Regions from separate parts of the Homo sapiens genome. Here region 1 is linked to region 2. A link is a loop called in an ENCODE intact Hi-C map of the cell type or tissue named here. Cell type or tissue: PC-3. All regions are shown on one strand. Links, peaks and the distances in the headings refer to the core of each region. The heading gives the core; the rest is flanking DNA. Region 1 overlaps LINC00639 (long intergenic non-protein coding RNA 639). Region 2 holds the start of LOC102723516 (a long non-coding RNA gene).

The links. A loop is a pair of places that touch in the nucleus more often than their neighbours do. Peaks named below come from ENCODE experiments on the same cell type or tissue, not always from the same donor. Only the 100,000 strongest peaks of a DNase experiment are listed, where the experiment ranks them.
Region 1: a loop joins it to region 2, with 8 times the contacts of the local background. A loop is called at or near these places in 2 of 110 quality-filtered maps.

The regions. Positions count from the first base shown.
Region 1 is chr14:38,899,807-38,902,735 of GRCh38, reverse strand. The region is part of intron 1 of LINC00639 (long intergenic non-protein coding RNA 639); the gene reads left to right. All of the region lies in intron 2 of LOC105370457 (a long non-coding RNA gene), which reads right to left. Among named protein-coding and RNA genes, the nearest start is that of LINC00639, 16 kb to the left of the region's middle. In PC-3, for the core only: no CTCF peak of the experiment used is centred there; a DNase peak (open chromatin) is centred at 1,645; H3K27ac peaks cover 372 bases.
Region 2 is chr14:38,950,032-38,952,960 of GRCh38, reverse strand. It overlaps LOC102723516 (a long non-coding RNA gene), which reads right to left and starts at 1,288. Exons shown (of 3, transcript XR_429358.2): 1 at 1,171-1,288. In PC-3, for the core only: no CTCF peak of the experiment used is centred there; no DNase peak of the experiment used is centred there.

The sequences.
Region 1 (2,929 bases), core at 141-2,640, 50 kb after region 2:
GTTCCTAGTGCTTAGCACAATGCCTTGCCCCTATCAGGTCTTTGATACACATTATTGAATAGATAAATGAGCAGTAGTGGGGAAGTAGGACAAATGGGTAAAGGGATCAGTTTTGGCCTCTGAAAGACATGTTGATTCTTGAGTAAAGGACTGATGTAGAAACAGATGGCTTTAGAACTGGTAGTATTACGGAGAATGAATTGGAAAGAAATGGGATGAATTTAAAGAGTACTGCTGGGACACTGCTGCTGTGATCCACGGGGGAAACCATGAGAACATTGACTCGTTACTGGGCATAGGAAGGTATGAATATGAGGACCTCAACTGAAGAAGCAAAGAGATCTGCTCCTAGTCACTTTGGGGTTAAATAATACACATATGGCTGTCAGGGGTCCACCCCAAATGGCTCAGAGAGGCAATGCTGAAAGGAGGGAATTTGGTTATAGGCTAGAAAGACCTTTTAAGAAAGAAAGGTGGACGATTACTAAAGCTAACCCTTTTCTTTCCTACCATCTGCTCTTCAACAAACCATGTATCTTAGTTGAAATTTTTCTGACTTGGTTACATACACCGTTTTCTCAGGGTGTGTGGCTCTGACTGCCTCCCCGGAGAAACTTGTTTAACTGTGTATCTAATGGGCTGCTCTTCAGTCTTCTTAATTTGCATTTTCAACATGGACAAGTTGCAGAAGTAATACAAGGAACAGCACATAACACAATCTGTTATCCAAAAGTTGGAAAACAGAGCCAGGAGGTTAATTCCTTGTGTTTGCAAATACTGAGAAAACACCACCAAAACAACATGTGTGCTTGTATGTAGGTCACGCGATGGATCATAATTATAAACTTTCATGATAATGCAATTAACAACAATATTTCTGAATAAAAATGAAAAAATATGTCAACATAGAGCCATAATGGGTGAGCAAATATTTGAAGTCTGCTTGCTCTATTCAAGGTATTGTGTATGTGGTGTATGACTGCAAACAAGTATAGAGAATAGTTTTTGCTCTCAGGGACCTTATACTTTGGATGAAGAGATAAGCTGTAGACCTATGAAAGTGTAAGTAAAATATAAGAGTAACTTAATGTATAGATGTGTCATTACTTAGGATTCTGGGTTTTAGATAACAAGTCAACTCAAGAAGTAAGCAACACAGGGGAATTTATTATAAGGAGACAGAAACATATCTCGAGATCAGGAATGCATCAGGGCCTCAGAAAAGGAGCTGGAAAAACTGAAAAGCCACTACCTCCCTTCTCTTCTTCCCTGCTCCTCCATCCTCCCACTGACTCATTTTCTGAGGTGCTCCACAGTCCCCACATTTGCATGTTGCTGACTGGCTACTTGATTCCAATACCAAATTTTTAGTTGAAGAAATATGTTTATGCTATTGGATTAAGCATCCATCCTTAGTCCAACTAACTGTGATTTGCATGGTTATGTAATATAGATAAAGCTGTCAGAGCTCAGAGAAGTCATTTTTAGATAAGGTGCTCATTATAGTATAAATATTTTGTTCAGGGATTATCTGTCCTTATTTTGCCACCAGCAGGCATGGCCAAACCACTGAGATTCCAACTGGGTAACAGTTTCCTGGGTTGTAAAAATAATGAGGACTTGTCATAACAGCTCATGATTTGGTCAGGATTTCTATTTGGTACTGTAGAGATTTTTCTATTTAATGGATGTTTGCACATACATTAATCATAGCTATGCTTGTTTGGAATGCCACTCTGCCATTTGTCATATTAGTGAATAGTCACACTTTCCTTTCTTGTATTTCGAAGTTTCCTTTTGGAGAAAAAAGTCTTTGGGGAATAGCATAGGATATATCTTTGTTAACAAATTAATTTTTAGGTATAATAGAGACAAATCCAGCATTAAGGGAAGGTCTGTAAATGTTCAGTAGAACTCTTAAATTATATTGCTTATGTGCAGTTCTCTCCCAAAATTTTAAATTAGTTTCATTCTCTCTTGTATTCAGTCTATTTCAATGTGCTGAGCTTGGTAGGAAATATCTGAAAAATGTGGTTCTTCCAAAACATCTTCTTATGTGAGGTCCACGAGACAAAGTGTACACGATTGCCATACAGTACAAAGGCAGTGGAATTATACACTACAGTTCAAATTGCTTGAACTGAACTCTGTGAAAAGATCTTGGATGGTCTTCAAAACCGTCTTTGACATAATTTTAATAAGGAGGTAATGTATGCAGTGAAGTGGCATTTGTTCACATTTGCGTTTGAGAAGGATTAATTTGCTAATATTGTTAGTTCCTTCACCTCTTTGCTAGTTTATTACTTAAATAGAGACAGCCAAACTTTTTGTCAGGAGAGCTTGTGAGAAATACTGAGTATGGTTTCATGTAAGGCACTTAGGCTATAGTGATTCTTCATTAGTAAGTTAAAAAGTGGAAGGACAGGATAAAATAAAAATAGAAATCAATCACAATCCAATATAGCATTGAAAATAATCTCAAAGAACTTTTTAGAAACTTCCAATAGAGAATTTAAAAAATAGAAATGGCTGTTATGGCTGTGTGCTCAGAAATAAAGTCAAGCTACTCATTGTCTTTAAATGAAATTTCAAACTATTAAAAAGCTGGTAACGATAGGGTTTGTATGTAATTGCAGAATATAATATAAACAGGATTTAAACATAAAGTCTAGGGATACGATTCCTTTATTGCTGGATAGAATGCTCATTGATTCATTCACTCTTTGGCCTGGCTCAGAATCTGAGTCCAGATGCCTACCAGTGTCATTCTAGGAAAATGAAATAAGTGGAATTATAATGAGGTTTTTAGTGTAAGGGAGTGTTTCTCCTCCACAGTAGCTGTGAGTGAAGCTGATGGGGCTTTCTGGAAAAGTTAGACCTCAATGTACTCTTGTCTCAATGGCAGCAAGTTATTATGGTTCTTTCTGGT
Region 2 (2,929 bases), core at 261-2,760:
ATGAACTGGCCCCTGGTCAGCCCTCTGACCCCGTTCCCTGTGTCTCCTCCATGTTCTGTGCTCTTTTTTATTATTCTACAAGTGTATCAAGCAGGCTTCTGTCTTGGTGCTTTTTCACTTGTTCTTCCCTAAGCATTTGTGTGACTCATACCTTCTCTGTATTCACATCTCTGCTCAAAATGGCATCTCCTCAGACAGACCTTCCTGATATCCTCTTCAAAATAGTTCCTGGACTCTACCACCCACAGCATTAATCTGGATTTGTTTATATCTGTCTCTTCTACTAGAATGTGCACCCCTGGAAGGCAGGATATTTTTACCTTCCAGGGGTGCATAGTCTAGTACGAGAGACAGATTGCCTATTTTGCCCATTTTGTTTGCCTATTTTGTTTGCTCTCAGCTGTCCCTGGACCATACTAATAAGAATAAAACAGATATTTGCTGACTGAATACAGTCAATAATGTGTATTGATGATAGTGATACTGAGTTGGAAGATTGAAGGAATGACAATAAGAAAACTTTATATCCCAGCACTTTAGGAGGCCGAGGTGGGTGGATCACCTAAGGTAAGGAGTTCGAGACCAGCTTGGCCAACATGGTGAAACCCAGTCTCTACTAAAAATACAAAAATTAGCTGGGCATGGTGGTGCATGCCTGTGGTCCCAGCTACTCAGGAGGCTGAGGCAGGAGAATCGCTTGAACCTGGGAGGTGGAGGTTGCAGTGAGCCAAGATCGAACCATTGCACTCTAGCCTGGGCAACAAGAGTGAGACTGTCTCAGAAAAAAAAAAAAAAGCTTTAGGAATTAAGAAGTGCCTTTAAAGATGAAGGACAATTAAGTTTTAAGTTGGAAATAGAGTACACAGTCTACACAGGTCAAGGAAAAACTCAAAGGCCTTTGGCTTTGGTAGGCCCTCTGAAAGGATGAAGTCACCAATGTAAGACGTTAGGCAGTGGTGGGGATTCTGGTGGGCTGGGCGGTGTATCCTGGCCTAAATGTATTCAAATCTATTAACAAAAAATAAAAAACGCTGTGCTGGCTTAAAAGATACTTCTAAATGTAGAGCAAGATTCTGCTCCAGCTGTCAGTTTGTAGCTGCTGATAGCATACAAATTCTATGAAAATGCAATTGTGGTCCTTCTAATTACTTGTTATAAATATAAAAATACCTGTTGTAAGTCACAGAAAGTGCACTAAGTCAGGAAGTTTGGCCTTTTGGACTCTGGAAGATTCTCTGTAGCTTTAGACTAACGAGTTAGCTGTTGTAGGCTTCAAGTTATTCACTCCTTGGCTGTGGATTAAAAAAAAGTCACCCTCTGGGTTACAGGCAGAAAAATGTTTTTAATTCCCTAAAGATGACTCATAACATTAAAAATAATTGAAACAATATAAAGCATTTGAACTGTTAGAAAAAAGTAGCTTTATACATGTATTTTATTTCTTCTCTTTTATTCTGCCTAAAGAAAAGCATATGTACCTTCAGCCAAATCTTTCATTTTAATCCATGTCCTATCCGTGAGTAATACATAATGAATATATTGATGAATTACTATGCAAGCTGAGAAGCTGCATGCTGGCTTGCTCGAGGATTCAATTAAAATGGAGCAACATTATTTGTAATAATCAAATGTTGTTTTGAATAAGTAATTCAAGTAAACAATGCAATTAGTAAAAAGTGATGATGATAAAGTTGAGTGGGGGAAATTCTTATATATAAATTAAATATAATTTTGGAATTTATAAAATAATAGTTTGTTGGAATGGAAAAGTTTATGCTGGAATTAATAATAAATTTCTGAAGAAATCTTTTTAGTTTGCAATACTTACCTAACCTTCTTTGATACTTCAGGCTGTTCTTTTAGTTGGCTAAGAAGTTCTTTTAGTTTGCAATACTTACCTTACTTTCTTTGATAATACAGGCTGTTCTTGCCCTGCAATAAAGAAATCCCTAAGACTGGGTAATTTAGAAAGAAAAGAGGTTAATTGGCTCACAGTTCTGCGGGGTGTAAAGGAAGTGTGGTGCTGGCATCTGTTTGTCTTCTGAGAAGGCCTGAGGGAGCTTTTACTCATGAGGGAAGATAAAGGAAGTGTGGTGCTGGCATCTGCTTGGCTTCTGAGGAGGCCTGAGGGAGCTTTTACTCATGATGGAAGATTAAGCGGGAGCATATGCTTCACATGGCGAAAAGAGGAGCAAGAGAGAGAAGAGAGAGAAAGAGAGAGCATAGGGGGAGGAGCCATACACTTTTAAACGACCAGATCTTGTGTAAACTCATAGCAAGATCTCACTTATCACCAAGGAAATGGCCCAAGCCATTCATGAGGGATCCACCCCATGATCCAAACACCTCCCACCAGGCCCTACCTTCAACAGTGGGTATTACAATTCAACATGAGATATGGGCAGGGACAAATATGCAAACTACATTGAGGTATAATAAAATTTTAATGTTTTTATAGTGCTTTACTTCATGTTAGTGTAAAAGACTGTCCCTGTGCAATGGACAGGTCTAGAGCTAATATAAAAGTCTGGACTATATCTATACTATATTAAATAACTGAATGAAAAACATTCCAGGAAAACATTCATATAGTATAGCTAACAAATCAAACATCCATTTGTTTTGAATGGTCTGGATGTTTCTAATATCTGAATAACAGTTCCTATTTTGATAATTTGCTATCATGTTATACGCTGCTTCTGGGATAACCTTTAGTTCAAATTCAAGGGAAAATGCAATTTTCATTATTATTGTTTGGGTGGGAGAATTATGGGAGCTAATGTTTTTATGAGCTAAAAAGAAACTCAAAGAAGAAAACTTATCTCCCCATTGATCAAGGGTAGGATTCTGGAGTTTGGATGGCTTCTAGACCTCATAACTGCGCCCAGAAAGTTCCTCTCAATGTCTAAGCTAAGGTTATATTGCTCTG